Linked DNA regions of Homo sapiens: region 2 is linked to region 1. The links are chromatin loops, found by intact Hi-C in ENCODE. Cell type or tissue: heart right ventricle. All regions are shown on one strand. Each heading gives the region's core, and the rest is flanking DNA. Links, peaks and the distances in the headings are about the cores only. Region 1 overlaps CCBE1 (collagen and calcium binding EGF domains 1). Region 2 overlaps CCBE1 (collagen and calcium binding EGF domains 1).

Region 1 (16,425 bases), core at 5,432-13,431:
ACCTGAGGATCTGGGTTAGAGGGAAATGGGCTCTCAAGAACCCTCCAGAGCTGCAGAGTGCAGGGCAGCCCTGTCAAACCAGTGAGGGCTGCTGTGGGGTCATAGTGGGCAGAGTGGGGGAGAGAGATCAAGAGATGACCGCTTTAGGGAATGCTCATCTTAAACAAAAAGTTGGCAAAATGGAAAAAGAAAACAAAGAGGAGCCAGAGGCGGCCCTGAAAAATGATGGCTAAGTGATTCATGGGAGACCCCAGATGTGATTAACTCAAGTTCCAAAGTAAGAAATTTCAGGTTAAATGGCATTGTCTAACATATTTAAAAAGTTGGATCAGCTTCAAGTATAGATATTAAGCACATGACCAACTAAAAAGCCGCCCCTTTCCCTTCTCAGAGAACATGCCTCCCCAAGGAGGAAACAGGTCTCCCAAGCTAGAGACAGGCAGTGCCATCTTGGCTGGAACTTGTCTCTTGTGAAACTCCCCTTAGTGGCTAGGCGCCAAACCCATTCCTCAGTCCTGGCCCTAAGACCCCAGTTGCCTTTATGCTTCTCCCCCTACAAGTCAAAAGTTCGGTACACAAAAGAGTCTGTTAAGGTTGGAGGGGTGCCAGGATTAGACAAGTTGCATTAAGTTTCCCAGAAACGGATTCTTAAGGTAATAACCAAGGAATTTCACACAATGGCCGCAATGTGGTAAATGGACTGCCAGATTTAATTTCAAAGCCTGTTCGGACGGAAGCCTTTCTCATCCTGACTTTCCTGCAGACCAACTGTGTCATGTTGGGCAAGTCAGTTCATCACTCCAGACTTCAGCTTTCACATCTGCTAAATGGGAAGGATACTGCCTGTCATGCCTGCTTCACAGGGTTGCCATGAGCCACCGACTCTCAGCCTTTGCCATACGAATCTAGTTATCTAGGTTTCATCCCAAACCAATTAGATAAGGGACTGACACCCAAGATTTAGTAGTCACATAGCTTCCCAGGTTATTCAGATAAACAGCCAAAGTAGGAAACCTCTGAACTATACCAGTGTACAGTACAAAGAAGAGGGCAGTAATAACCAAGATCATCATCACTGGAACATGGCATCATATGATTTGGGGTTGAAAAAGTTATGCTGAAATCTCCTTAGGAGCAAAACCCATGTTTCTTTTGCACGTCCCATTATTACCTGCAAGCTTTAGGCATTCAGTAACATTTTTGATAACAAATGCAAATTCGAAATCCTTACAAATCCTAGTCTTAGATTCTTTGTTTACTAAAACTACCTTTGGAGATGTCACCTCCATGACCATCCATCAGCCCAGCCTACGGCAAAGCCATCATCTTAAAACTTGCCCAAAGGTCAGCTTAGAGAAACAGGAAATGTGAGAAAGGTGGCTTTAATCAAAATGGAGAGAAATTGCAGTTTTCCACCAGGGAGGTAACTGACTGTTTTTGTCCGGCCAAGAGCCAGTCACAGTGCAGGAGCTTGGATGAAAGCCAGAGACAAACACTGCTTGGGGCTACTTTTTCAGAGATGGGTTAAAAGCAATGCCCCTGCCGCTCTGGCTGGCCTTTGACTCAGGATACACACCTTTTCCTGGAGAATTTTACCACACAGCCCTTTAGATTGTAGGCTTGTAAAGCATCTGCATTAGTAGAAACAGTTTTCAAGACAATTCTTCTCTGACTCTGGGATTACTAAAGCCAGACCTGAGCCATGCTTATCACAGGCCTCCACCTCCGAAAATCCTGTTTGATTTATTACCACTGCAGGCTGAAAAGACAAGGCACAGTGCCTGAACTAATCAAGCCAGTATGTGACTTTCATATCATGCAGAATTAATCAGAAATTCCATACATTGACAGCTCGTGCCACTCGCCTCAAAGTAAGATTTGAGGACAAAGTAGATGTGGAATCCATTTACCCTTTCAAAGTAATTTAAGACTTTGGAAATCTAAGAAAGATAATCAATTTTGAACTATACTTGATTATGTATGAGGTATATGTCCCCCATAACGATGGATTAACGTTCTATGTTAATTTTAGGGTGGTTTCCAGGCACTTTCAAGATGTAAAACTTGAGCTGAGAGCGGTGGCTCATGCCTGCAACCCCAGCTACTTGGGAGGCATAGGCAGAAGGGAAACTTGAGGCAAGGAAATTGAGACCAGCTTGGGAAACATCAGGAGACCCACTGCTATTGAAAAAAATATTTAATAAATTAAGATGTTTTCCACAGAATCTAGTTTAAAAAAGAAAAAAAATGAGATGTAAAATGTAGAGTAGCCAACTCTTATTCCCAGAAGTCTGCAATCTTCAGACACATACATCTAACATATCCTCCTTAGAAAAGTTTTTTTTTTTTTTTTGAGACAGAGTCTAGCTCTATCGCCCAGACTGGAGCGCAGTGGCACAATCTCGGCTTACTGCAACCTCCATCTCTCAGGTTCAAGAGATTCTCCTGCTTCAGCCACCTGAGTAGCGGGGACTACAGGTGCGTGCCACCAAACCCTGCTAATTTTTCGGTAGAGATGGGGTTTTGCCATGTTGGCCAGGCTGGTCTCAAACTCCTGGCCTCAAGTGATCCACCCACCTCAGCCTCCCAAAGTGCTGGGATTATAGGCATGAGCCACCACACCCGGCCTAGAAAAGTTTCTTTGCAGCTAAACCTTGAGGGCCATTAAAAAGTATCTGTATCTCTACTTAGGATAAGAGGAAGTGCTCAGAATTTATTATGTACATCTGTAAACTACCCAGTTTTTTTTTAATAACTATAATTATTGGAGGCTGAGAAAGTTTACATAACTATATTTTACTTCGTGTATAGTGGAGAGAGAATATCTGCTACTCCAGGTATTGGATTTCAGTGTTATATTAGGACTGCTAACTGTTCATAGTTACAAATCATCTAATAAAACTTTCATGTTTTTAGCAGTTAGAAATTAACTTTTTCTCCTGTAAAATGAAGTTAAAGGAAAATAGAAAGTAACCTGAAGATGTGAATATGTATTTAGCCTCAAAGTATCTGTTTACTTCAAAAGCATAAATGATTCAATCATATTAAAAATGATGCCACCATTATATAGTACATGTTTACTTGAATGCTAAAATAAAATTTTAAAACGTTTTATTTTTCCATCTCTAATTACTTGGACTATCATGTGAGGAGGGGTACTAAATATTTATGTTTTCCAAATTGAAAGCCAGGTGTATTTATTTATCATTATTATTTTGTTTTTTAGAGACGGAGTCTTGCTAATATTGCCCAGGCTGGAGCACAGTGACTGTTCACAGGTACAATCAGGCCACACTACAACCTTGAACTCCTAGGCTTAAGCAGTTGTCCTGCCTCAGCCTCCCCAGGTAGCTAGGACTACATTTGCACACCACTGTGGCCAGCAGAAAGCAAGTTGTTGTAAAGGTACATGTTAAATAATACTTCCTTCCTCACTGGTTTGTAATATGTGTATTATATATAAAGTCTCAGATGTAAAGTTCTTTCTATGATTTATCCGGCTCCATTTAACTGTACTCATTTTAGCCAACAAAGACTTAATTTTAAAAAGTGATCTTAGTGTTTTGTTCTTGTCTGGTCAGACTGGTCACATCTCATTATCCTTGTTTGGAATTTTCTTCCAAATCTCATTGGCTTATGGTTCCAAGTGAGTTTTAAATGTGTTTTAAACTCAGTGATTTTTTTTAAACTCCTCTTGTTTTGATGAGGTAAAGAGGTCTTAAACTATTCCAGCTGAATTTATATCTAACTTCATTTTTGATGAAACCATTTTTATAAACTCCTAGTGGTCCACATCACTGAAGAAAAGGGACCTCAATTCTTCCAACACAAGCCAGACAAGCAGGTAGGGAATTCACGGCAGAAAGCTGGACAAGAGAGGGCGGTATTCCCAGTCCCATTCAACACTTCCACAGCTTTTGATCTTCACCATTGTAAGCCAAGTCAAAAGAGGGAGGGGAATAGGAAAGGAAAGAGTTGGGAAGGGAAGAGGAGGGAGAGAGGGGAGAAGGAACATGCACATGCAGAAAAAGAGACACAGTTTTCCCCACGTGAGAGCCTTGACTCCAGGCCCCTTAGAGCACCCTCCTAGGTAGCCTAGAAGTTTCTCCCTTCACCTCTGACCTCAGTGCTTCTTCATTCTCGCTGTCTTCCAGTGGGGGGAGAGATTACCCTGGCTAAACAAGACAACCCTGCTGTTTCTAGGACTTTCTAGGAGCATTTACCTGGTTGGAGGAGAAGAATTTGGTTGGAGGAGGTAGAAAAGGGGAAATTTGCAGGGCTAGAATGTGGCCACTGCCCTGAAGCCCTCAAGAGAGAAAGCTGAGACCCTCATTATCTTAGAATGAGTTATTTTTGACCTACATGAGATTGTTTATCCTAATACTATATGTAGCAGGATCCCAGGACAGGTGCTAATATGGTTTGGTTGTGTCCCCACCCAAATTCCATCTTGAATCATAGCTCCCACAATTCCCATGTGTTGTGAAAGGGACCTGATGGGAGGTAATTGAATCACGGGGGCAAGTCTTTCCCATGCCATTCTCATAATAGTGAATAAGTCTCACAAGATCTGATGGTTTTATAAAGGGGAGTTCCCCTGCACAAGCTCTCCTGCCTGATGCCATATAAGACATCCCTTTGCTCTTCCTTCTTCTTCTGTCATGATTGTGAGGCCTCTCCAGCCATGTGGAACTGTGAGTCCATTAAACCTCTTCTGTAAATTGCCCAGTCTCAGGTATGTCTTTATCAGCAATGTGAAAATGGACTAATACAGGTGCCAAATGGGAAGAGTTTCCAATAATAACATCCCTGCACTGGCCAGGGCTGTCCAGGCAATCGGACTTCAATTTGCCATAAAGGAAACCACAAAGGGTAAGGCAGGGAAGACCATAGGAGGAGTGACAGAACACACAGAGTTCAACTTGGCATGTGAATGGCATCTGAAGTTGTGGCAAAAATGTAACCTGTCTAGAAGGCTCTGAAAGACCACACCTCTCTTAGAAGGGATTCCCAGGACTCCAGCAAAACAGAGCATGTGACTGGGGCCCCAGGGCTTCCAGGAAATGATGTATCACTCACTGGGGCACCCAGCTCTGAAAGAAACAGCTAAAAGCAAACTCCCCACACACTCACACCAAGGAGGTGAAAGAGTTCCTGCAGCTGTGTTTCATCAGCAGATGGGCAGGTGGACAGTTCATCAGGCAAGATGAATCAGTCCCTCATTCCCCTTGGACTTGGGCTTGAACTAATCACACTCATCTTTCTAGGTGTCCCCACTGCCTGACCACCTGCTCTGGGGCCATTGGAGTCATTGGTTTTATCCTCACATCCACCCAGTGGAGCTGCTCATAGATGAGATTCCTGAGCCATTCCTTGTACACAGAGGCAGCAGACATGTGGATAAATAACCCCCACTAATAATTGCTACAACTTGCCATGCATCTATTCATACCTGGCATTACATGGGCTATAACTGAATCCCAGAACAATCCTTCAAGTAACACAGGATTGTCTTCATTTTACAGGCGAGCACAAAGGCTCAGAGATGTCACTAACCTACCAGAGTCACACCATCAGTAGTAAGCAAACTCATATCTCTCCGACTCTGAAGCCTAACCACCCTCTGTCACTTACATGGCCAGAGCCCTCGATGAAAGTAAGGGAAGGCCTATTTTCTTTAGTCTTTTCTTTCAGTCTATTTTCTTTTAGTCTTTGCCTTAATGTCAGAAATCAAACATCACGAACATCAGCAGCTTAACTCCACTCGGGAGCCTGCTGCACAAGTGACAACAGTAGGCAACATACAGATGTCATCCTTGGTGACAGAGGCCAGCCATGGACTTACCCTCACAGCCCATCTAAACGACACCCCAGCACTATTTCACACCCTCAAAACTACTATGCAAAGAAGTCTGCTTAATGTGTCCTCTCAGACTCCTGGCTCTCACTATCCTGGCATTGAATAATTCAAAGTCCACCTTCTCTCAGCACCTTTTCTGCATCTGCTCACCCAAGTGATTTTCTCTTCCATGGCCACCTCCAAGGGTGATCCTGCCTGTTACAAGGGTGTTCAAGAGGACCTTCACTTGCAGGGCCAACATGAGGCTGCCCATGAATACTGTACAGATGGAACAATGAGCACCACCCTTTAGAATGATCTGTCCAAATGAGCAGCCTGCCCTTGAGGGTAGAAGTCACCTGCAGTTACATCCTTATTTCAACCTTGTCTCTACCAAAAATACAAAAGTTAGCTGGGTGTGGTGGCGGGTGCCTGTAATCTCGGGATTACAGCTACTCGGGAGGCTGAGGTAGGAGAATCGCTTGAACCCGGGAGGCAGAGCTTGCAGTGAGCTGAGATCATGCCACTGCCCTCCAGCCTGGGCGACAGAGTGAGACTTCATCTTAAAGAAAAAAAAAAAAAGGCTGGGCATGGTGGCTCACACCTGTAATCCCAGCACTTTGGGAGGCTGAGGCAGGTAGATCACGAGGTCAGGAATTCTAGACCAGCCTGACCAACGTGGTGAAACCCCATCTCTACTAAAAATACAAAATGTAGCTGGGCGTGGTGGCATGCGCCTATAATCCCAGCTACTTAGGAAGCTGAGGCAGGAGAATCACTTGAACCCGGGAGGCAGAGGTTGCAGTGAGCTGAGATCGTGCCACTACCCTCCAAGCCTGGGTGACAGAGAGAGATTCCATCTCAAAAAAAAAAGAAAGAAAAAGAAAAAAGAAAAAAAAAAAAGATGCCAGGGTCTGGGGGAGGGAGAGAGGGAGGGATAGGGGGAGCACAGAAAATTTTTCGGACAGAGGAAACACTCTGGATGATACTATGATGGAAAATACATGTCATGATACATTTATCTAAACCCACAGAACATACAGTGACAAGAGTGAAAACTAACATGAACTATGTAGACTTTGGGTAATAATGATGTGTCATTTTAGGTTCACTGATTGTAATAAATGCACCACTCTGGAAAGGGGGCACAGAATGTTGGTAGTGAGGAGGAAATACCTATCCATGTGGAGTCGAGAGTATATGGGAAATCACTATTTCTTCCAGTTTTGCTGTAAATCTAAAACTGCTCTAAAAAAAATCCTTTTTTAAAAAATGTAGGAATTAAGGATGAGACAAGCTCCCTGATTTCACTGGTTACTTCTTCTGCTGTCAGTTAACCGCTGCCATTCTGTGTCTATCTTGGGTCCTTCAGAAACATTTTCTCCTCCCTTAATCAGTCAGGTCTGCTCTATCCTGGTCTCCCATTGTACAAAAGGGAACTGAGGCATGGTGTGTGGTCAGGGCACTTATCCAAGACACCAAATTGTCAGATGGCAGAGCAAACATTCAAACCAGCTTCTTTTCGAACCCACCCACTGTGCTGTTTGCACTTGGTCACCTGCCTCTTACTGAGCAAAGTCTGGACAAGGATAGGATGCCTTCCTGGGTTCTCTGAAGGAACATGTTCACATAATGCATAAGCCCAGGTAATAATCAATGGCCGTGAGTTTCTTTCAAACTCTCACAAGTCTTATCCTGTACGTGCTAGGAGACCCTTGCTACAGATCAGTACAAAAGCAAGGGGTTGGAGGGCCGGGGGCTGAGGGGAGAACATTTTGTTTATAAATTGTTTACCATTAGGCGCATCTACCAGCAACAGACAGGGGAAGAGTCTGCACTATTGAAAACACGGCTGCTTTGTTTTCAAGGACACACATGAATTCAAAGGAATGCCTGGTTTTGCAATAAAAAAACACAAGCTGAAAATAGAAAAAGAAAGTCACGAGCAGCTCCTCACTTTGGGAGAGATGGGCCAAGGCTGTCAAAATGAATTGTGTGGTTTTTATTAATCATGTTCCCCGGTGCAAACACCCAAACCACAGGACCACTAGGAGTAACCTGTTCCAAACAATGTGGGAGTGACTGAACTTAGTAGCGGAATTACCTTTCTGTATGAAAAGGAGGGTGGTCTGCCTGGGCCATGGCTGAGGTCACCAGAAATGCAATTTAAGAAGACATCTAGCTGCCTGCCCAATTTGCAGAGCTTCTGGTATGGAAGTGCTTTTCAACTCTAGCTGCCTCGTTCTTTGCTGCAAGGCCACAAGTCTGGAAGAAAACACTATTGATGTTTCATTCTTATTGGCTAGACCTTCACAATTTAGCCTCAAATTCTCTTTGGCCTGTGACATAACCATTCCAAGGTTCTGACAGTATGCTTGGGACTCTGCTGCAAATGCAAGGGCATACTAAAGTTGCAATTGAGGGGACAGCTGGGGGGCAGGGAAGAGAGAATGTGAGCATCAGTACTGATACATGCAATAGATTTATGTTTTTTAAAGTTTTAAAAATATATTTGTGATTGTTGGAACTACCAAGATCTGGTGAACATAACTTTGCAGCCTCAATATACTCCAGGGACTAAGACAACAAAATAGAGTTAGGCTTCCTGCCACTGAGGCTGAAGGCCCAATGGAGTTTTTAAATATTGCTATGACGGTGGTGGCCACAAAACAGGATGACTAGGTCCAAAGGGAGTCTCAGCTTCCTCCAAGTACAAGTGCGGTTGTTTCAAGGGTGAGAAACTTCACATACCAAAAACAAAAACAAAAGAGAGCCTTGGATGAGCTCAGAGACACTCTTGTCACCAGCCACTTTGGTGACATTGGCTAGGTAAGGTGATTCTACCTCCCCAGCTTCAGTGTTTACCAAACCTCAGTTATCCCTGTAACCACCTGGGCTGTTTCTTTGTGTTTTCTTAAATATAATTCACTAACCTTAAAAACAGCAAACATTAGCATGGATAAAGTATCAGTCATGTTTATAAGTTGATACACTCACACATAGCTATGCAATAGTATCAACTGGGCTGTTAAAATTCACACAGCTAAATCTCTGGAGGATGGGAACCCCAAAGTGTGAATGGCTTTAAAAGCTTCTCAGGCGTTTCTAATATGCTACCAAGTTTGACCACCATGGTAACAAATGGAAACCAAAATCCCCTGCTATAAAGACAAGGTAAGGTCAACACAGTGGTATAAAAATTGTAGCCATAGGCCGGGCGTGGTGGCTCCCACCTGTAATCCCAGCACTTTGGGAGGCTGAGGCGGGTGGATCACAAGGTCAGGAGATCGCGACCATCGTGGCTAACACGGTGAAACCCCATCTCTACTAAAAATACAAAAAATTAGCTGGGTGTGGTGGTGGGCGCCTGTGGTCCCAGCTACTCGGGAGGCTGAGGCAGGAGAATGGTGTGAATCCGGGAGGCGGAGCTTGCAGTGAGCCAAGATCGCGCCACTGCGCTCCAGCCTGGGCTACAGAGTGAGATTCTGTCTCAAAAAAAAAAAAAAAAAAAAAAAATTGTAGCCATATACTGATGCTTGCAGGGACTTCTGGAGATTCATCATCTTATTTGAAAGGAAGCTGTATTAGAGAAAAATTAAAAGCAAGCAGCAAACTGAGATCTTTAAAATATAATCAAGGAGACTGAATTAGTTCTGAAAAGGGGAACCACCTTCTCCCTGTCTGAATCAACATTCTTGAATGCAGAACCAGCTGCTGGGACAGAGATGAGAATCTCCCAGCCACCCGCCAATTCTTACATTCTGTAGTTCTAAAATCAATCATTATCACACCTAGGTAACTGCTATGGTCTGAATGTCCCCCAAAATTCATGTGTTGAAACTTGATTCCCATTGTGTTGGTACTGAGGGGTGGGGTCTTTGGGGTGGTGATTAAGTCATCATGAATGATTAGTAACTTGTAAAAGAGCCCATGTGAGGACACCTACCCAGCCTATGAGGAACAGGCTCTCAGACACCGCACCTGCCCACACCTTTATCTTGGGATTCCCGGGCTCCACAGTTGCAAGAAAATAAATCTCTTTTACTATATTTTTAAATTACCCAGTCTCAAGTATTTTGTTATAGCAGAATGAATAGACTAAGACAGTAACATAAGAAAATCCTGGGGGCTAAAAATGCTACATAGACATGCATCAAAGCGCAGAAGTGGATAGTCCAAGATCTATGATGGACAAATAAACAGAGGGCACTCAATTTGACCAATCTTAGTATCTATTTTGCTTTAAGCAAAATGTTCCTGAAAAGAAGGAATTGGTTTTGTAAATAAAGTTCCACCTTAAAGTACTCGTTTATTTATGGAACCCCACAGTAAATCCTTTGGTAAAGTAAACCACCTCGCAATGCATCTGTTTTGAAAGTCCAAGCTTTCCTTAAGGTGAAATGTCCCTTTACGTGCATTTTTCAGTATCCAGATAAATGTGGAAAAGGCAGCTGACATGGGGGTATTTTCAGGGGCAGGAGGGTGAGGAGATTATAAACATGACAGGAGCAATGAACACTTATCAGGCTTATGTAGCCCTGGCACTGATTCCACACTTCAATATGGAAAATACTCAAATACCACTTACTCTGTGCCAGGCACTGCTCTAAGAATTTCCCAAGTGTTAGCTCATTTACCTCATTTAATCTTAACAATGAGTATTAGCATCATCCTTATTTTACAGAGGAAGCAATTGAGGCCCAGAGAGGCTTATCACCTGGCCCAAGGCCATAAAGCTAGCAAGTGGTAAGGCCAAGACTGGCCTTGTGGCCCTCTGACTCCAGAATCCATTCTCATCTACTATGCTATGCCACCTCTATGGGAATTTACTTATCACATCCTCAAAGAGCCCTGTGAGATAAGAACAGTGTTCCCATTCTGCAGACAGGAAAATCAAGGCCTGGAGGGGTTAAGGGTTGAGCCCTTGATTCCACAGCAGAGCTTGGGTTTGGACTATCCTGGTCCTGAACTTGTGCTCTTAGTCACCATGTCTTCAGCCTCTCCACAAGCTTCCCAACTGTGCCCATGGTCTTGGGATTGTGTGTCCATCCTGTTGTAGAGATCAACTAGTTCATGTTGATTTAGTTGATGATCCTGTTCTAGAGCTCAGTTTCCTTATCACTACTCTTTTGAATACTCTTCATTTCATAAAAATATAAAACAATCCATCATTCATCAGTTCAGCAATTCATGGGGTATACTGTGAAGATACTGCAAATTCCAGTCACTCCCTCTCATGTTAATCCTGCTTAGTTTCCTAGTGATATATACACCATATTGTCCGTATTCTGAGTAATTATACAGAATATAATCTCATTTGAAATGTCAAAAATTAGAAGACAAAATTTGTGTAATGTAGTCTAAATTTTTACAAAAGGAGAAAGAAATATGAATTACTAAAACGATTTTAACTGAGTTATTTTGCCAAAGCAGTATACTTCCTTAGTTTATACCACCTTTTACACCTCATTCTTTTCTTTCAGTATCAGAGTGGATAATACTGTGTCCCCCAAAAAGACATATCCAAGTCCTACTTCCTGGTACCGGAGAAATAGGTGTTATTTCTTATTTGGAAATATGGTCTCTGCAGATGCCGTCAAGTTAAGATGAGGTCACACTGGCTTAGAGCGGGACCTAATCCAATGAATAGTGTCATAAGGAGGAAATCTGGACACTCATAGAAACCCAGAAAGAATTCCATGTGACAGAAGAGGCAGAGACTGGAGTGAGCAGCTGTAAGTCAAGGAACGCCAAAGCTTGTCAGCAACCCCCAGACGCTGGAAGCAGCAAGGATATGCTCCCCTAGTGCCTTCAGAGGAAACTTGGCCCCACAGACACCTTGATTCTGTCTTCTAACCTTCAGAACTATGAGGATACATTTCTGTTTTTTTAAGACACAATTTGTTGCCTTAAGTTTGTTACAGCAAACCTAGGAAGCTTATACAGGCATATTGAAAACCATACTCAAAGTGGATTTTTAAGTGCCAGATTCTGCCAGGTGCAGTGGCTCACGCCCACAATCCGGGTACTTTGGGAGGCCAAGGTGGGCAGATCGCTTGAGCCCAAGAGTTCAAGACCAGCCTGGGCAACATAACGACACCCCGTCTCTACAAAAAATACAAAAAATTATCCGAGTGTGGTGGTGCATGCCTGTAGTCCCAGCTACTCGGGAGGCTGAGGTGGGAGAATCACCTGAGCCTGGGGGCAAGCTGAGACTGCAGTGAATTTTGATCGTGCCACTGCACTCCAGCCTGGGCAACAGAGTGATATCCAGCCTCAAAAAAGAAATCCAGATTCAGACTTCCATCTTTTTGGATATTCTTTATTTTTAATTAGTAAATATTACACAAGGATCCACTAAGTGGAAGCTACTATTTTTCATTAAAAATAATAAGGAGAATATGCTTTTTCTTATATTGGATTCTCTTGGGACAAAATGGTATTTTTTCCTAACTTTTCTCTTCCAGTCTTACTGCCCCTACTCCAAGAGACATGAGGTGATGGAAAAAATCTATCTTAATGCTCTTCCAGCCTAAAGATGGCAGCTTTTTACCTGATCATGTCAATAGTCCAATTCATGCTCCAGACCAACAGGGCTGCCATGGACATTCCCTGTAACCACCGCGATGTCCATGGCTTCGTGGGATGGATGGGAGTCATAAGATATGACGGGATAGAACACGTTCCAAAACCTGGGATCAGGCCTTCTAATCTAACCTGAGACAATCAAGTAGCCTTGGGAAAGGGCTTCTTCATTCAAGTCAGCTCCTCACCCGAGGACCCAGACCTGTATGTCCAAGTGCCAGTCCTTCCTCTCAAGTGGAACAAAATCCATGCTGAACTACTGAGCTCCCCAAATCTGCTTTCTAGGCCACCAACCTGCCTAGCTATAACCAAAAACTCAGAGCCATCCTTGACTTCTGTCCTCACCCCAAATTAGCAAGTCCTATTAGTACCACTTTTAAAACACTCAAAATCCAACCATTTGTCACCTCTCCTCTGCTACCTCTGAGTTCAGCCAGCACCCTCTCATCATTATCACTGCCACAGCCTCCTAAGGGATCCCATTTATACCCTTTTCCCCTAGGATGTATGCACAGCCAGCAGCCAGGGTAGTCTGGGACATACATGAGATCCTGTCACTCCTCTGTTCAAACTCTCCAAGGGCTCCCATGCCTCTTGGAGTAAGAGGTGCCTGCAATGGCTCATAAAGCCCACTGACCTCATCTACTCATGATACTCAGTGAGTCTCAGGTTTCTTCCCTGCTACTAACTAAAGGCCATTGCACTGCTAATTTCTTCTTCCCAGAATCATCTTCCCCCAGGTATCATGTAACTGACTCCCTCATCTCTTTCTGGTCTTTGCTCAAAGGTCATCTTCAAGGAGACCCCCTCAGAAGACACTGTGTCGCTACAACTCCCTGTCCCAGCCATTTCCAATGCTGCTGTTTTTCCCTTCATTTTCATCATTTCATCTTCCTAATACATAGTATTGTTCAACTGAGTGTGCTGTTTATGTGCCTCTCTCCCTTTCTCCTTTAGAGAGTAAGTTCCTCAACCACTGGACTTTTGTCTGTTTTGTTCATGAATACATTCCCAGGATCTAGAACACTGCCCAGCACAGAGTGAGTTCCATGAATACATGATTAAGAAAGGAGTGGTAACGGGAAGTTATATCATCTCAAGACATACTTTCCATCAAGAAGTCACTTGCTTTTTGCTAACAGAGAAGTCAGGAATAGAAAACAGCATAGTATTCTCGAGTAGTCTCCGAGAGCCCTGGCTGGGAGATGGTTTCCTGAGAAGATGGTGGATTATCAAAAACAGACAGGCATATGTGCCTGGAGGTTCTCAACAGCTTGTCGGGGGAAGGTGGGCCGGTGCCTTCAGGGGGAGGTAGCAGGCGAGCCAGGAGGGCTCATGGAGGATGTGTACACCAAGTTTTTAGGCCCATCACAAACTTCATCCCAGTTCTCTGCGTGACCATTTATTAGCAAGGCTCTGAAGAATGGACATACTGCAGGGGCACACTGCAGTCTGCAGGGAAAAGAAAGTTTCCAGAAAAGGAGCCTACTTTCTATTTTGCAATACCACTGACAGAACACACTCTACTGGCTCGCCAAGATCCAGCTGTATAAGGAAACAGGAGTTTTCCAGGCCCCCTGGGGACCAGTAAACCAGCCACCATGTGCGGCAAAGCTGTGACAAGCAGGCAAGACTTTGACCTCCGCCTCATGCTCGTGCTCTGTTAGGCTCTGACATTAAAGGGGGCAGCTCGCCAACAAACTGCTGGCAGGAGGAAGATAAATTTATTATTTGAAAGCCTTTTGGGCAAAAAAAAAAAAAAGTCATTTAATCTTCCTTCATAAACAGCTCTTTTTATAACACATTTGTGTTGAGATCATAGTCAAGGTAATTAGAAATGTATTTGGTCTTTACTTTCTCATTAAGGTGTTGAAGCACTGGCAATTTGCTCTAAAATTCAGTGGCTTAGGAAAACCACCATTTTATGATATCTTACACTTTTGTGGGTCAAGGATTTGGGCAAGGCTCAGCTGGGAGGATCTTCTGTTTGGGTGTGGCATTAAAGGTCCCATTGTGTCACTTAACTGGCAGATGGGCTGGCTAGAGGATGCAAGCAGGCATTCTCATGTCTGGTATCTTTGCAAGGATGGCTGGAAGGCTCAGCTGGGACTGTCACCAGAACACGTAAGTGTGACCTCTCCAGCATGATGGTCTCAGGTTGAACCTCCTAAGTGGTGGATCTAGGCTCTAAGATTAAGGGTCCCAATGAACAAGGCTGCATGTTCATGTTTTAAAACCATCACAGGGTTGTTCCTAGATTACCTACACAATGTATCTTTGATTTTGTACCCACAGTGGGATTCAGGTGCTCACTGGCCTCCCTACCTAACAACTCAATCATTTCAGCCATTAATTAAGCCCGTTTAGAGATCTAGCAATGTGCAAACACTGGCAGATATCAAAGGAAATGGCACATGGCTTGCAATGAGTGAACATATACAATGGCCAAGGTCATAGACATCTGTTCTTTTAGCTTGCCTAGCATCCAAGCTTTATTTTGGAAATGGTACTTCCATTTTCTTTTGGGGAATGATGACTTTTCCTGTCATCTCATGCGATTCAGGTGGTCCCATGACCTAGATGTGGCCAAGCAGAATACAACTTACTTGCCCACTCTCAGCATGGCAGTTGTTCAAATATTGATATGTAGCTCAACAAGAGTACATTCCAGTACTTTTCTATGATCTGGAGAAAAAAAAAAGGCATGAAGGATAGCGAGAGGGGAGCACCAGAAAGTAATTTCATAAGCAGAACCAAGGGAAAGAGGCTGAATCCTGATGATAGGGTTTCAGGCTGCCTGAAGCCAGCCTATCCCTAGAATTTGCAGTTACATAAGCCAATAAACTTCCTTTGTTGGCTGTGAACAATTCTGAATTGGGTTTCTTTCACTTGCTACCGAGAGTGCCGACTTGAATCCAGAAACAATGAGAGAGGACAACATAGTATTGGGATCAATGGAAACACTCCAAAAGATTAAAAGGCACTTATGGAATGAGCCTCTAATGCTAGATGTCAAAGGCCATTGAAATAAGGATCTCTGAGCAGTAGAGCCCAGATCAGCTACCTGCAAATCACACCATGCAGGTTGTAGACTACTGGACTATGTGAGAGCAGCATGGTTCAAGTCACTTTGCTGCAACTCACTCCAAAATGCCTACTTCTTGGCTTCTTGAATTAAACCAAATAACACCAACTTAAGAAGCACTGGGCACTAAATAGCTTAGAGTTGCCACCTTTTCCCACTAGGTGGCAGCTCTGCATCAGGGAGGTAGAAATTTGGGGTCTGACAAACTGACTAGAATTAGGACCCTTAAAAGCGAAGTACTGGTGGTTTGGATGCCATCTTAGAGTAAGAAGATAATAGGAAATGTAAGATGCCAAAAACCTAGAAAAGTCAACCATTCATTTAGTATCTACTCTGTATTTAGCACTGGGCTGCTGTATCCTGTAGATTCAAACAAAATCCAACACAGATGTCCTTAAGAATTAAAATATTGCTGAGAAGCCAAGACCAACCTGCAAAAGCTTTAAGGTTCAAAACAAGAGAACAAATAACTAAGCATTGAATTTTCTGCTCTAGGCAGAAAGGGCTGTAGGGATCTCCACAGTCTCAGTGTTGGAGTCCTCCCAAGCTATTCACTTCATTGATGAGGAAACCAAGGCCCCCAAAAATGGCACAATGGCCTCAGGATCACGAGGGCACTGACAGTTGAGCAGGCAAGGAAGGGCTCATTTATAGGCATTCTGGGCTGGGACCTGACAATTGGGAACAATCTGGTTTTTTTGAGACTGAGTCTTGCTCTATTGCCCAGGCTGGAGTGCAGTGGCTCACTGCAACCTCTGCCTCCCAGGTTCAAGCGATTCTCGTGCCTCAGCCTCAGCTAGGATTACAGGCATCCGCCACCATGCCTGGCTAATTTTTGTATTTTTAGTACAGATGGGGTTTCACTATGTTGGCCAGGCTGGTCTTGAACTCGTGGCCTCAGGTCATCTACCTGCCT
Region 2 (16,425 bases), core at 3,763-11,762, 61 kb before region 1:
CAATTTTATGAATAGTTTAAGGTTAAAATAGACAAAGCTGTTTGCATTGTTTATGGGAATATTTATACATTTTCAAACTCTGCTGCATTTGTGCTGCATCAGCCCAGCTAAGCTGGAATTGTATTTCTCAGAATTCCCAGCCCTGCCATGTTTCACATTAGTGCTGGCCACCAGGGGTATCTTGTGTGTGATTTGGAAGATGATATACAGCAGCAACCTGGTTTGCACCCTCTCAAGGTCAGTGTAGGGCACCAGGTGCAGCTCACAGGCCAGCAGCTGGGCCCCAATCCCTCTAACTCCCACTGAGCTCAACTTCTCTGCATCCCAGGCCAGCATGTGAAGCTCCCAGCAGAGGACTCCAGCTTCCCATGCATGTCACAGGCAATGTGGAAGTTAGAGGCCTAGAGCCTCTGGGAGACTGGCATGGATGCTAGCTTGTCCTCCAGATTTGAGCTCATCCTTGATTTTCCCCACTGTGAGTTCATCTTTCTTCTCCAAATACCAGCCCTGCTGATTTGAGGGTCGGCACCCACACAACTGCATGAGCATCCCTCATCACTCAGTTTCTGCTTGTCTGATTCCCTAACTGATACACATACTGAGGCAGGGAACTTCAGGCCGATTCTCACTGACTTCCTAGAACTGAGTCAAAAGGAAAACCCCACCTCTCCACACCCAAGTAACAGAAGGATCAGGGGCTACTCCCTTTGCAATCCCCCCATTTCCACTGTGTTGCAGATGAGAAATACGAAGTACCTCTGATTGGTCCCCTCCTGCAACCAGTCAGACGTTTGCATAGGGTGTAGTAACTTTTTAACTTCACTTCAGCCTCTGTTTGATCATAGGCCACTACTTCATTTATATGGGGTATAACCAAGTAACCAATGGGGAACTTCTAGGGGGGATTTAAACCCCAGAAAAGTCTGTAACCAGTGCTCAAGCCACTTGCTTGAGCCTGCTCCCACTCTGTGGAGTGTACTTTCTTTTCAATAAATCTATGCTTTCGCTGCTTCGTTCTTTCATTGCTTTGTGCGTTTTGTCCAATTCTTTGTTCAAAACACCAAGAACCTGGACCACTCTTAGTCAAGACCCTCCGCTGGTAACAATACCTTTATTAAACTACGCATGGATATAAAGTTTTGTTTTTGATGACCATGTCACTATCATAACCACTCCTGCATTTCAAAGACATAACATGGTAAGTGTGGGGAAGAGAAACCCCTAAAACTCCCCGGAGGTGGAGCCGAAGACTGCTTTCTATTTGGTGACTCACGTGTATCTTATGTCTCCTTTCTAAGGGATTGTCAAGGCCCCTTTCTTAACATCATTCGCAATTCGCTAGCTGAAGTAAAGCAAGATCACTTGGCTTATGGAATCAGGGAACATAATTTTACACAGAAACTGAAGTCCACTTTGAAATAAAGCATGAACACAGTTTCTCTCAATTCAGCAGTCTTCTAGTTAGTTGAGGTTGTTGAAAGTGTGACTTCAGAAGAACAGGACTCCTTGCACAATGCTATTCAGCTGCACAAAATGGTGAAAGTCAAAGAATGCAGAGACTAGATTATGAGAGCTTTCAGATTCACTCATGAATGCTTAAATCTGTAAAGTACCATAAGGTACATGGATGTACTTTGGTCAAGGAATAGGCTGAGGCAGATGTCCAGCCAGAGTGACTCAGTGAGTTTAGAGCACATGTGTATAACTCCACTTGTTATCACAGCCATGTAGCCACAACATGGGAGGACCATCTCTTGGTTCTACACCACTATTGCCTGTAAAAGGTATAACTGCCCTGCTGATGCTGTACAGGGGCTCTTGGGGCTTGGCTTGGCTCAATATGGTTTGACATGGCGGGCATGCTGGTGCCCAGAGAACGAGAGAGCCAAAGCTGTCCATCTTGCAAATGGAGAGGAAGGAGCCAGGATACAGCTTAGCTTGCTTGTGCCCAGAGAAAGAGTTAAGCTGCTGACCCTGAAGGCAAGGAAGAGCTGACTGCACAGCTGTGTATGGGGGTGGCCAGCTCCAGCAGCCAAGACAGGGTGGACAGTGGGAGAGTAAACTGGTGATGAGAAAGCTAGTTTGAGAAAGCTGTTGAAGAGAGCTACTGCTGAATAAAATCACGTTTCACCTGCCTACGGCCCCCTAAGTGCTCTTTCTGTTCATCCACTCACTCCCCTCGGACTTCAGCATGGGCTGGACCTGGACCCCGGGATCTGACAATTGGTGATGAGGATGGGATGAGGTGAGTGGGTCTTCAGTCCCTGAGGGCTCCTAGGTTAGCTGTGTGGCTGCAGCATGGGCTATGGTACTCAGTGGCAGTGGTGCTGCTTGGATGAGCCCCAGTGGAAATATGGGAGGCAGTAGATGGGGTCTCCTGCAAGTGTGGAGATGGCGCTGAAGCATCTGGAAGTGCACAGCAACAAGCTGCGTTTACTGGCTGAGTTGGATGGGTGTTTCTGACTGCACTGTGGGAAGTGCATGTCCAGTCCCTGCAGGACGCAGCACAGGGAAGAAGAAAAACCTCTGTTGCAGGCTTACCCAGTGATCTGTCAGAAAATAGAGCATAAGCAGCTCTTGGGCCCCACAGGTGGACCCAGAGGCCCCCTACTGTGGTGGAGCATACTTCCTGTGGTGCCCGTGCCCCGCCAAGTTGTGGGAGTTAAGCAAGTAATGTCGGCAGTCATGTACAGAGTTAGTGCAAGTCATTCGGAAGAAGGACATTGCTGCGCAACCCAGTCCCATCCAAGCATTCCGGTTCAAAGAATACCTGTTACAGCTGGCGGAAGCATAAAGCCTCTTGTGTTTAATAACAGAACTGGCCAAGGTCCTTGGCTTGGGGGACTCCAAATAACCAAAGACCACGTGTGGACTTGGGAATCTACTGGTCCCTGAACCTAGATAAGTTTCTGGGCAGAGCTGCATTTATTAACAGCTATGAAGGCCAGTCAGTGGAAGTGAAACCTGTGTCTCTGCGTCTTGGCATCAGCCATTTAGTTCTCTGCCTATGCACTGTGCATGTCTCTCCCATGCCTGAAGATATTCTGGGGGTGGATGTTTCACACGGCTTGGCAGCTGTACTCTCTGTCATGGACTTGATGGACCGCTGGACAATGCAACCGGGACAGTCCACCAAGAGCCAGGAACGGTTTGCCTTCATGGGAGGGTGACAATGGACTTTCACAGTGTTGCTGCAGGGCTATATGCATAGCCCTACCATATGTCATGGTCTTACTGATATTATGCTAACCTCTGATTCTCTTGCAGGTTTAGAAGCAGCAGTGCCCCTCTTGCCTGGGAGTTGGGATGACAAGGCTGGAACAGCCTTTCTGGTAGCCAGACTATATAGCAGGCACAAGCCCTACAGGTAGTTAGCCAGGGATGCCCATTTGAAGTGGATGTGCATGTAACCACAGATAGTTTTGGCTAGGGCCTATTGCAGTGCATGGGTATGCCCATAGGCTTTTGGTCCCACCTGTGGAAGGGAGCTGAACTCCAGTATTCCTTAATAAAAAAGCAGTTAGCATCATTCTCAGCAAACTAACACGGGAACAGGAAACTAAACACCGCATGTTCTCACTCATAAGTGGGAGTTGAACAATAAGAACACACGGACACAGGAAGGGGAACATCACACACCGGGGCCTGTCAGTGGGTGGGAGACAAGGGGAGGGAGAGCATTAGGACAAATACCTAATGCATGCGGGGCTTAAAACCTAGATGATGGGTTGAGGGGTGCAGCAAACCACCATGGCACATGTATACCTATGTAACAAACCTGCACGTTCTGCACACGTATCCCATAACTTAAAAAGAAAAAAAGACCTACATGGGATTAAACAAAACAAAAACAAAAGCAGGGTGTGTTCATGAGTAACCACTCCCTGGACTGGAAAAGCAGTTAGTAACTGCATATGCTGCCCTTCTGGCTCATAAGAGTGTGGCAGGGCGGGTTACAGTTGTCACGTGGACAACTTACCCAATAGCAGGATGGGTGTGTTGATGGATAACGACTCCCCGGACAGGGACGGCACAGACATCCACTTCAGTGAAGTGGGGCACCTACTTAGAGCAGTGAAGCATACTAAAGTACAAGTCCCTTAGCAGCAGAGTTACAAAAAGTCTTGAGACCTGTAGTCCTAATGCAAGATAAGGCCATGGGGCCTAAGGCACTCCTAGACCCTGAGCCTTCACTGATAGGAAGAGCGTCCCCCCATTCCAAATGGGACATGGTGCACAGATGGGCCTGCTGGTGTGGTCCAGCCTAGTACTGACACCATATGGTTTAAAACCAAGTGGAAACAGAGTACTGAATGAGCTAAGCTCAGGGCAGTGTAAATGATAATCACCAAAAGGGTAACTCCTATGGTAATCTGCGCCAATAGCTGGGCAGTTTATCAAAGCTCATGTATGTAATGGGCCTGTGTACCCAAAAGCTTAGTTATGTATCAGGCCTGCATGCCCAAAGCTTATGTGTCAGGTTTATATGTCAAGCCTATGTGTATGTATTGGGCCTGCATGCCCAAAATTACGTCAGGCCTGTGTGCAAAACCTGTATATCAAACCTGTGTGTCCAAACCCTATGTCTCCCTCAGCCTAGGGGGTGGAGTGTAAGTTACATGGACGTGCTTTGGTCAAGGAATAGACCGAGGCAGACATCCGGCCACAGTGACTCAGTGAGTTTAGAGTGCAGGCGTGTAACTCCACTTGTTATCACAGCCATGTAGCCATAACATGGGAAGGCCATCCCTTAGCCCTATGCCACTATTGTCTGTAAAAGGTATAACTGCCCTGCTGACACTGTACAGGTGCTCTTGGGCTCTTGGGGCTTGGCTTGGCTCAGCTAAACATGGTTTGGCATGGCGGGCATGCTAGCGCCCAGAGTAAGAGAGTGGAATGGAAGGTACATCTGCAAGACTGACAGGAGGGAGCAAGGACACAGCTTGGCTTGCTCATGCCCAGAGAAAGAGTTAAGCTGCTGACCCTGAAGGCAAGGGAGAGCCGGCTGTGCAGCTGTGTGTGAGGGCGGCCAGCTCAAGCAGCCGAGACAGGGTGGATGGTGTGAGAGTAAGCTCCTGCTGAGAAAGCTACTTTGAGAAAGCTGTTGAAGAGAGCTGCTGCTGGATAATATCATGTTTTACCTGCCTATTGCCCCCTGAGGTGTTCTTTCTGCTCACCCACCCTCTCCCCTCAGACTTCAGCAGGAGCTGGATCTGAATCCCCAGATCTAACAAGTACGTAGGCAGAGAAGATAGGTCTAGGTTTAAGCCAAGGTCATGATTTGTAAACTTGAGTTATTTATTGACTGCTTTAAATAATACTTACACATAAAGATAAGTTAAAACAGTGAAATTCTATCAAAAATCCATTACCTCCCTTAGTCCTTTTAGTATGGTCTTTCATGCATGTGTGTATATACATACATGCAAACACACAAGCTGACTGGCTAGGCATGAACACCTGACCCACAGAAAAACCAATCCATTGGTAAACCAGGAACCAATCAGAACCTATCTTTTTAGATTATTAACTAAGAAATTTAGCAATGTGAATCAGAATTAAAGAGGAGGGTAATCCTCTCCCACCACAGACAAACTGGTACACTTCAGAGACTAGAAAATCAACCAGCTGCACAGAGAGAGGCAGAGACAACAGACCTTGTGGCTCCAGAGAGGTGGAGAAATGACATAATGTGGGCCCACATGGGAACTGATTTCCTACACTCCATCTCCATGTCAGTCCCCTGATCTTTTCAATAATAAACCTGCTTTCTACCCGAGTTACTTTGAGGGGATGTGCACACGCGTACGTTCTGGCCGGAATCCAGGTGTTTTTCCCATCCACACAGTACACTTTTGTTACCTGTTACTCCCTGGCCCATCCTAGTTCTGGCTGGGGTCAAGACTACCTCATGAACTACTGGCACACCCCCTCATCTGGGGTCACTGAAAATTCCCTGAGCACTCAGCTGTCCCTAATTCAGTGGCCTTCATGCAGGGGGTGTGGAAAGCCTCCCTCACATGTTGTGGCCACATGTGTCTCTATGTCCTCTGTGCCATCACTGAGCCTGTGGCCAGGCCGCCTTAGAGGTTTCGATCTCGTTTGTTTCAGTTCTCTTGTTTGTTTCCCAGTTTGAGTGGTGGTGTTCAGGGAATGGACTCTTCCATATAAGTCACGGATTGCTTAAGCCCAAAACAGAGACAAGACTGTTGGCATGTTTATGAGTTTATGTATTTTTGTTCTCTGATGAAATCTGTATCCACGATTAGACTAGGACGACAGAAGAGAGCAATGCAACCCTTACAACCCCACCAGGTGGGTGAGCTGCCCAGAACATCAAATGGCAACTGCAGAGGTAAAGGTACAGGTCCAGGCATGGACTGAGCGAGAGACACAAGATGGAATGTTGTCTTGTTTCCAATATAAAACCCCAACTCTGCTTGTTAGAATACATGTGGATGGGGGTTGGGGGGAAGAATAGAACAAATCTGCTAAAAATAAGCACAATTAGTTTTTCTTGATTTTTTAAAATACTATTTGTTTGCTACTTGTGCATTCATTTGGCCATCTGGCCAACATTTGGAAGCAGACTATCAGTAGCAAGCATCCAGGGTATTTACGAAATTATAGAAAAATTGAAGTAAAAATTCAGCCATATTTTTTTCTGTGAATCAGGAAGATAACATCACTATTTGATTCTGGCTGTGGGCCTACTCAGACAGGCTCAAAGGGCACCAGAGGCTGAGAAGCAGTAGACCCTACAGGGCAAGGCCCCTGCTGGTATAAGTGGATCAGCTTCAGTGGACGCCTGGAAGCTCAGCACCAGGGCTATGATTCCAGTCACCAAGTCTTTGTTGAATGCCTACTAGCAACACAGAATTCTCATGCCACTGAGGTCATAAAAGATGATCAGAAGCCAGTTCTTCCCAACAAAGGAACTTAGGATTTACAAGTCAGTAAAACATGTGCAACATTTCCAGAAATGTACCAGAGTTGTTCGTGATCATAACCCCAAATCATTGGTACCTCGATGTTTAGAGGGGAAACAGCATTGGCTGGGCAAGCTGGGGCAGGGAACGTGATGAACAGTGGGCTGGAATAAGTTAACTGGAGGAGGGGAGGCGTCTCAGGAAGGGAGAATAGCATGAACAGCAGCATAGACGTGAGAATAACCATCTGGAGTGATGAACCTATGCTGAGTAGAAAGTTCCAGAAGGCTGCATAAGGGAGGTGTGTGAACAGCAGAAGCAGGACAAACCTGAGATGGTGAGACATTCTTCCCAGGGCAATCTGACTCTAGGAGCCACATAAAGACAATCTTTATAACTATCAGCAGCTTAAAGCCTGATTTCCTCTTAACTCTAAAACTTTCCTTTCGAAAGTGTTTCATTTATATTTACAAGTTTAATACAAAGTTACACAAAATTCATATTTTATAGAAATGCATAAAGAATGAAGGGTAAATTCCTCTTTAATCCTATCTAGACAATCGTCATTTGACATAATTCTCTCAACTTTATACTTCCTATGCACTAATTATATAAATGAGATCACAAAATGAGATACTATATATATACACACACACATATAAACACTGTGTTTTTACTTTGTATATTGAATATTTTCCATTGTCAGTACATAGAGCTGCATATTATTTCATCATATGACTAGATCATGGTCATTAAACCATTTCTATACTAGTATATTTAATGAGAAAACTAGAAACAACCTAAATATATGACAATGTCTTCAGTACTTTCTTTGTACCCTTCAGAAGGTATCTATTACTAACTGGCTTGTATTTCACTGATCTTACCAACTATTTTATGAAGTCTTTGGGATTCGTGTGAAACATCTATGTCTTTCATAGCATCTGGCACAGTCTTCCGGACAGAGGGTGTGTTCAAATACTGCAGCTGGAATGAAGACGATGAACACTGAGGCCATATGAGGTTGGCTGGGGAAAGGAGAAACTGAAGACCATTGAGAAAGGCTGATCATTTGCTAATGCAGGGTCAAAGTGATGACAGCCTGGCCTTGGTCCATGGTGGTAGAAGTAGAACATAAAGAATAGATCTAGGAGGGATTTAAAGGCCATCAACAGGGGGACTGCAAAGTATATGTTCAAGCATCAGTCACATGAATCTCAGCTAAAACCCATAAACATGATGGCTTGGAAAATCCAGCGTGATCACTGCAACAGAACTGAGTAGTCAGCCTTGTTCCCTTGCTCATGATGGGCTTGGCTAACACAAGCCCCTGAGGGAGAAAGGTGAGCACAGGGGAGAACAGACAGTGAGGTAGAGGCAAGGGCCACCCTTCAGGGGAGCACGAGGAGTCCACTCTGGAGTCTGTCATGCTTGTGGTCTTCTTGGTTAACTCTGAGTGTCAAAAATGTAGGTAGGTAGAGGAGGGAGGGAGGAAGGGGAGTAGAAAAGAGAATGACCAGGGCTGGGGTTTAGTCAGATGAAGGCTGTCAGAGTTCTAGGAAGTGTTTTGTTCAGAACAGGGCTCCAACCAATGGCACAGGACTGGGGATCAAGGTCTGGCCCTCAATGAAGAGCATCAGAGAAGGGCTGCAAAGGGCTGTGTTGGGTCCACAGCAAGAAAGATGTGGTACGAGGTAGACAAAGGGCTGTCACTCAGGCTGGGTAACCAGGGGCGAGGGGCAGGCTGGGCCACAATGTCCATAACTCACTCTCTACAGCCCAGCCCCACACCTGGCCCCACTGAGGCCTACTGCACATAGTGCCTGACCTTAGAATTAGGACCAGCTTTGTAATTTGCCTGGCCCAGTGCAAGATGAACCTATGGGACACCTCATTTAAAAAATTAAGAATTTTCAAGATGGCGACAGCAAAGCATTAAACTAAGCATAGGGCCCTTTTAAGTAAGCATCAGGCCCTGTGCAAAAACCCAGACCCTGTAGCTAAGAGGGGAAGACGGGTTGTCACTAGATTTTTTTTTTTTCTTTTTTTAAGAACAGTACAGATAAACAGCCTGTTCTCTTCTGAAACACACTGCTGGGTTTTCAAGCTTTTTTCTCCCCAAAGAAAATCGAATGCAAAACTCAACCTAATGCATAAAATAGTCTCAGGTGCATCTTCTCAGGCTGTTACGTCAGGGCTCCTGAACTCCCCCATCCCCCAAATGCATTGCCAAAGACCCCGAGTCACTACCTCTGACCTTGGAGACCCAAAAGGCAGTGTTAAAGCTCACTGCAGTAGGCTCTATTATCTTGCATAAGAGAACAGTGAATAAGAAAAAGCCATATCTGGTAACTGAGAGTGAAATACCCAGGACACACACTGCAACAGCAACCGTGGCTACCAGGGTGCCCCGCAGGCAGCAGGTCAGGAAATCAATCAGATGCATGGTTTCCACATCATTCTACCACAGTATCATTTTCTTTCCACCCACAGGGTGACACACAATGTCTCTTCCAGGGCCATTCATAACATAACCATTTTCATTATTTAAATAAAGTCCCTGGGTCAGTCACTTGTCTCTTGTGACCATCTTTGAGAGAAAATTTCCAGCAAGGAAACAATATGGAGCAGGCTTGCTTAATAGGCTCATATGCATAATCTACCACTCACCCTAATTAAAACTACCTTTAGAAAAGCTATAAAATGGAAGCAAAAATAAAAAAAAAATTAAAAGTCAACCTAAGATGATGGAAGTACCATGACATGAAACAACTGTAACTTTAAATCGCCAGATTTATCCTTAATACATGGTTTTCAGGCATTTGTTTGGAAAAGGCACTGATAAAGTAGGAAAGAAGTACTCAACTGTCTTGAGAAAGGAACTGAGCTGTTCTGTTCTGGTGTAGATTGCCAAAGATCATGTTTGCAAATGCTGCTAATCTTATCTGAACATATTAATAAAGTCCCTAAATCCTCCTATTAAGAAATACTACCACTGACAGTGCAGCTGGCTAACATTTGCTTCTTAAATGCTATCACCACTCTCTTTTTTTGTCCAACCCCCACCCGCTGCTGCCCCAACCCCCAAGAAAAAAAATGATGGCTGCTTCCTGGAATGTTTAGCTACCAAAAAAATCTCTAAAGCCTCAGAAGACATTGTGAGAGAACGATGATGAAAGTCGGGGTGAAATGAACAATTAAGATAAACTATGCAGAATTCTTTTTAAAGAACGAGCCTCATAAAGCTACCATGTTAGGACCACAAATCATTCTGCAGATTATTTCCCCTCTATCTGTAAGCAAAGAGGTGAGAGGATTAGGTCATTTCTAAGGTCTCCTCTCATCATGATGTCCTGGATTTATTGAAAGAGGTTTTAAACGCATTTTTTCTTTTCTTTTCTTTTTTTTTGAAATGGAGATTAGCTCTGGTTGCCAAGGCTGGAGTGCAGTGGTGTGATCTCGGCTCACTGTAACCTCTGCTTCCCAGGTTCAAGCGATTCTCCTGCTTCAGCCTCCCAAGTAGCTGGGAGGCTACCATACCCAGCTACCCTACCCACCACCATACCCAGCTAATTTTTTGTATTTTTAGTAGAGATGGGGTTTCGCCATGTTGGCCAGGCTGGTCTCAAACTCCTGACCTCAGGTGATCCATCCGCCTTGGCCTCCCAAAGTGTTGGGATTACAGGCGTGAGCCACTGCGCCTGGCTGCATTTTCTTTTATTTACTCTATTTCATTAGACATTTCTTGCTTGTGTGCCTAAGTTAGCTAATGGGGAAATCCAGCAGACAGCGATGGGAAGCAAATGATTGCAGTCATGCTTTTTCCTTGACTCCATCTCAAGACCCATCCCACGCTGCAACCCAAGTGGATCGGGTTTTAATGTAGCAATTCTATCAGTGACCCATGCTCTGCTGGTCACTGACACCCCTTCTGTGTGTCATTTTCCAGGGCTGATGATATCCTACGTTCTGCCTAAAATTGTCTGAAACTCTATTCATGACTTGCCAACTACGTGACTTTGCTCACTACCACCACCACACTGTTCTGTTACTGACAGGGAAAAAGATGATCGTACTTAAAAGTCATTGCCAACAGTGTGCAGATTTAAAGCAGGCCCAACAACTCCTTCCAGGTTTTATCAGCAGACACATATCACATACAGAAGCATCCATCCCTTTCCTAATGCTATTTTTAAATTGTTGTATTTTAAAATTTTCTTCATTTGTTTTTGAACTTTCTTCTTGCTCATAGATTTTTAGAAATCGCTGTGGTAGCTATTCTTTTTCTATTTTTTTAAGTCCGAATTCATATAGAGAGAACCACGGTTAGGAGAATCCTTTTCAGGGCAAGAGTGGGTTTCTGCAGGGGTTCTTCTGGCACTTTCCAAACCTGAATGTCTCCAAGTCCTGATATCTCAAATTATCTGGCAGAAATAAGAGGCCTATTTTTTTTTTTTTGGCAGAATGTGAGGTTCTGCCCTGTTGTAACAATGCTGTCTTCTCACAAACTACTCATGTGCCCTATAAGAAGATAACCCACAATCCCTGATTCTGCTTTATTCAATGACTAGCTACTGCACAGACCGTGTAAATGGACAGGACAGCCAGAGAGGTGAGTGGGAAGTTTAGTACAGATGTGACTGAAAACACTTGGTATTACTTCTCCCCAAGACTTCTCGAAAGGAGCTAGCACAGAGTATTGGTGAACAGACTTCTGAGCACCTTTTTCTATGTGGCCTCCAAGAAGAAACCAATGGACTATTTACTTTTCTACTTAGCAAGGTTTCAAGAGACTCTCTAATAACATAAGTCTTCTGATTACTCCCTTTCTTGATCATGAGAACTAGGGAGAAGATGGCTAAACTGAAGCAACTTGGAGCTAGAAGATAGGCTGCATCTGCTCAGTTCACCTGCGCAGACCAAAAACAGTGCACGCTGTAGGCGGCCCAGTCCAGCTGAATTTCATCAGATGGGCATGTGTTTCCTTCCCCAACTGCTGGCCTCAGCTTCTCAGAAGGTAATGTATTGAGCCAAGGTGAGCCCTGCAGGTGATCACCTGGACACCTCTGCCCATCTGTGAGAGTGAACAGCATGCTTACTACTGTGGTAGGCTGCAGTGCCACAGCAAGCTGATTCACACGTAAAGGACATGGGCAGGCCATGAGTTCTCTCTATCCAGGGACATCTTGCCAACTAAACCTCCCACCTGCCACCTCCACCTTAGTCCTGCCTGAGTGTGCTCTCACCCACTACCTTCACGGATGTCTCTGCGTCTCTGTTCACTGGCTGTTTCCACTCTCAAACCTACTTCCTTTTCCTCTCTGCAGAGGGGTGCATCTCGGGTTATCTCCAAACGATGTTCGATTCCACTCTCTCCTTTTATTCAAACAATTCTCCTCACATGAGTGGCTACCCAGCAAGTCTGGCTCTCCCTCCAGCAACCCAATCTAGAAAGCTATAGCATCTGTCTCATAAGGGCTGGGTTGGCTGTGGTTCATTAAGAAGGTATTAAGCACTTTATTGTACCAGCTTGCCAGAAACCGAAGACTCCTTCTAAATCTGTTGCTTCACCTGATGCCGATTTTACTAGCAGTCTGTCCTAAAAATGGTATATCTGGTAATAAAAACAGATATTTTGAGCACCTATTAGATTTCAGATGCCATGAACTATTCACTAGTTGATTTATCTTTTGCATCTATTCATCAATTCCTTTATTTTTTGCACTAGCACTGCAAGCCAGATACAAACTCCCAATTTACAGATAAGAAAACAGAATGTCAAAGAGGAAGTAGCTGAAATAACACAGCTAGTAAATTAGAGTCAAAATGAGGCACAAAGCCCAAATTCTTTTTTACACAATGTTGAACACAGATGTTATTTTTAGCAATTCATCTCCCCCCGCCCTTTTAAAAAAAAAAAAAGAGACAGGGTCTTGCTCTGTGGCTCAGGATAGAGTACAGCAGCACAATCAATCATAGCCTACTGCAGCTTCAAACTCCCAGGCTCAAGCCATCCTCCCACCTCAGTCTCCTAAGTAGCTGAGATTACAGGTGCTCAACACCATGCCTAGCTAATTTTGTTTTTGTAGAGATGGAGTCTTGCTCTGTTACCCAGGCTGGTCTTAAACTCCTGGCCTCAAGTGATCCTCCTGTCTGGGCCTCCCAAAACACTGGGATTAGAGGAGTGAACCACTGCACCCGGCCTCAGCTCCCTTTTCTTAGGCAAGTATCACTACCCAGATAATGCCAGATTCTACAACTTCTTTCTCTCATTCTTAAACAGAATATCAAAGGCATTTTCTACTTTTGAAGATCTGTTACTCTTCATTTGCCTGTCATTTGACAAGCTCTTCCTGAACACACGCTCCACATTGTTTTAGATGTGGTGAGAAATAGCAAAGGGTAAAGAATATTCATTTCCTTTAGGAGCTTAGGATCTAGCCTGGGAGAGGGAGTTTCTGCTAGATCACTCTGATATGAATAATTAAGTAGGAAGCTGCACACCACTGACCAATGCTGTCATCAAGCACAACCCACAAGGGAGAGGAACAATAAGGTGGTGCTGGGGAACATGAACCCACACAAAAGAGACACAAAACGTTTAGTGAGGTCAAGCAGGGCCACCCTCAGACCATCTGCTCTGTGGGGAGGGGCTTTGAAAGCCAGGCCTCAAAGCCAGTACTTAAGATAGTCAGCCACCAGTTTTTGATGAGGGGCATCAATCATGTCTAAGGAGTGCCTGTCTCTGGTCTGCTGGCTGTAACACTTCTGGATTCTGCGAGACTTTGCATACATTCTCTTGGATTTGACGTAAGCTCCAGACAGCAGTGAGCAAGACTTGTTACCAGGATCCCTGAGATCACAGTGAGGGGAAGGAGAGTATTCTGCGACACTGCCAGGGCAGTGACCTCTCAAGAAAATGAAAGGGAAGTCATCCTTGGAGATGTGCTGGCGGGGGTGGGGCAGGACCTCCCAAGGGCCTCAGGCAGCTCATTAACGTGATATTAAATTGCTCTGTGTGTGAGGTTTTCAGAAAGGACAAAGGACAGAACTGCTGCTGAGCCAAGGAATCAGAGCAGAATCCCAGCACACTGGCTCCAGGAGAGCCGGACGTCCCCTAGGCTGCCCACCAACCAGGATGAAAATCGAGACATCAGAGCCTCTGTCATTTATATGGTCCCCTAGCAGTGCCCTGGGCCTGAATCCTACAAAGCTGGTCCTTCAGCTGGGAGCCATATTGCTTCAATTTCATGCTCCATCACAAGAGTAAGTCGACTGCTGAGTTGTAACGTATGAACTTCAGCCAGAAATTCACCCTCCCACTTCTGAGTATAATAGCAGTCAGTCCCTAGGAGTGAAATGTGCTCCTTTTTTGGGTCAACAGTAGAGCAAGCCAGAATTAACGCAGCCCTTTTAGAAGTCATCTTGCTAATGACATCAGGAAAGGTTGAAGCATTTGGCAAGTAATCGTATATTATTGCTTTACATTATTATGTAACTTTTCCTTATGTGTTTCTTCTTGCTTTTAAAAAAATTAGATCTTAAGGTCTTCGATAATAGTGATTTTAAAAAATCTATCCTTGAGTTCATGTCCTTTGTAGGGACATGGATGAAGCTGGAAACCATCATTCTCAGCACACTATCGCAAGGACAGAAAACCAAACACCGCATGTTCTCACTCATAGGTGGGAATTGAACAATGAGAACACTTGGACACAGGGTGGGGAACATCACACACCGGGGACTTTTGTGGAATGGGGGGAGGGGGGAGGGAGAGCATTAGGAGATATATCTAATGTAAATGATGAATAATGGGTGCAGCACACCACATGGCACATATATACATATGTAACAAACCTGCACGTTGTGCGCATGTACCCTAGAACTTAAAGTATCATTAAAAAACAAAATCTATCCTTATAGTAGTCCCATTAAGTACTAAAATGAATAAATGAATAAACATATGGATGAAATGGAAAATCTGTACATATATGGAGGGCTTATAATGAGGTTGATTTAATCTCTTAATATGTTTTATCTCATACGTACAGAAGAGTCATTCTCTCAAAGTATGATCCTTACTTTGGAATTAGAAATGCAAGTTCTCAGGCCTCACCCAAGACCTACTGAATCTGCAACTCTAGGGGAGGGGCTCATCAATCTGGATTTTAACGAGAGCTGGTGGCAAATGTTGTTTAGACACAGTTCACCCTTTAGACTACTGGAAATTCTAGTCTAGTCTTTAATCTCTGGAGAAATCCAAGAACAGCCTACATCCTTTTCAGAATGATCAAAGATTGACACCAAAGTGGGTTTTTATTGTGGTTGTTTTGGCAGACATGGTATCTGGAGAAGAAAACAAAAAATGAAAAGAATTTTTTTACTTGACATTTGCTGGCATTTTCATAGTTACTGAGCATGAAAAGAAATAAACCATGAAGCCCATGACAGTGAGTGAACACACGTTTTTTCAAAATGTCTTGCACTATCAAATCAATCCCTCAATCAGCTTGCTTTTGAGTTTAATCGAGCCAAGGCAGTATTATTGTAGCTGTCACAAATTTTATGGGTTTTTTTCCCCCTTGCCCTGTGAAGCTGGAACCAATTGTTGTTATAAAGAGACTAAATAAAAAAGGTCCTGGATTTCCTGTTATTACAGATCGATTTTTTGAGATTCTAGAATATCATATGGGTTTTTTATAACATAATTAAAACCATGTGAAATGGCACAACATAGACTTTACCAGAGATTGATATGATCATGCTTCCAAATGAAATACTTCAAGAAAATCACTAGATAATAGTTTTCCTTAATATCCTCTATCACAGTTTTATATCACATTGTTCAAAAAATCTGCTTTATGAGAAATGTCAAAATATATAAATCAGTCAGGATAATTTCTATTGGTTGGTTAGCCTTATTCCCTTTCAAAGTTTAGCAAATAGAGATATGTTTGCTTAATAGGGAGGCAGGGACAGTCTTCAGAGGGCAGGCAGCTGAAACTGAATCCCAGAACCATTTTCACAAGAATAAACTATGACTTCTCAGAACATTTGTGCTTCATTGAGGACGCAATGTCTTGAAGACATTAAAGAGTATACGTGTGTGCCCCTAAGATGGTTTTAGTTTATGTGTCAATCCGGTTAGACCAAGGTGTCCAGTTGCTTGGACAAACACTAGTCTAGGTGTTGCTGTAAAGATATTTTAAGATGTGATAAACATCCAGTATCAGTAGACTTTGAGTAAAGTATACTGCCTTTAATACTGTGCATAAGGCTGGGCACAGTGGCTCACACCTGTAATCCCTGCACTTTGGGATATCAAGGAGGGTGGATCACTTGAGGCCAGGAGTTCCAGGACCAGGCAGGCCAGCATGGTAAAACCCTGTCTCTACTAAAAATACAAAAATAAGCCAGGTAAGGTGGTGCGCACCTGTAATCCTAGCTACTCGGGAGGCTGAGGCACCAGAATCGCTTGAACCTGGGAGGCAGAGGC

The links. Hi-C counts contacts between places; a loop is a spot of excess contacts. Peaks named below come from ENCODE experiments on the same cell type or tissue, not always from the same donor. Only the 100,000 strongest peaks of a DNase experiment are listed, where the experiment ranks them.
Region 2: a loop joins it to region 1, with 2.5 times the contacts of the local background. A loop is called at or near these places in 2 of 110 quality-filtered maps.

The regions. Positions count from the first base shown.
Region 1 is chr18:59,616,100-59,632,524 of GRCh38, forward strand. All of the region lies in intron 2 of CCBE1 (collagen and calcium binding EGF domains 1), which reads right to left. Among named protein-coding and RNA genes, the nearest start is that of CCBE1, 73 kb to the right of the region's middle. In heart right ventricle, for the core only: no CTCF peak of the experiment used is centred there; no DNase peak of the experiment used is centred there; H3K27ac peaks cover 654 bases.
Region 2 is chr18:59,556,798-59,573,222 of GRCh38, forward strand. The region is part of intron 2 of CCBE1 (collagen and calcium binding EGF domains 1); the gene reads right to left. Among named protein-coding and RNA genes, the nearest start is that of CCBE1, 130 kb to the right of the region's middle. In heart right ventricle, for the core only: no CTCF peak of the experiment used is centred there; no DNase peak of the experiment used is centred there.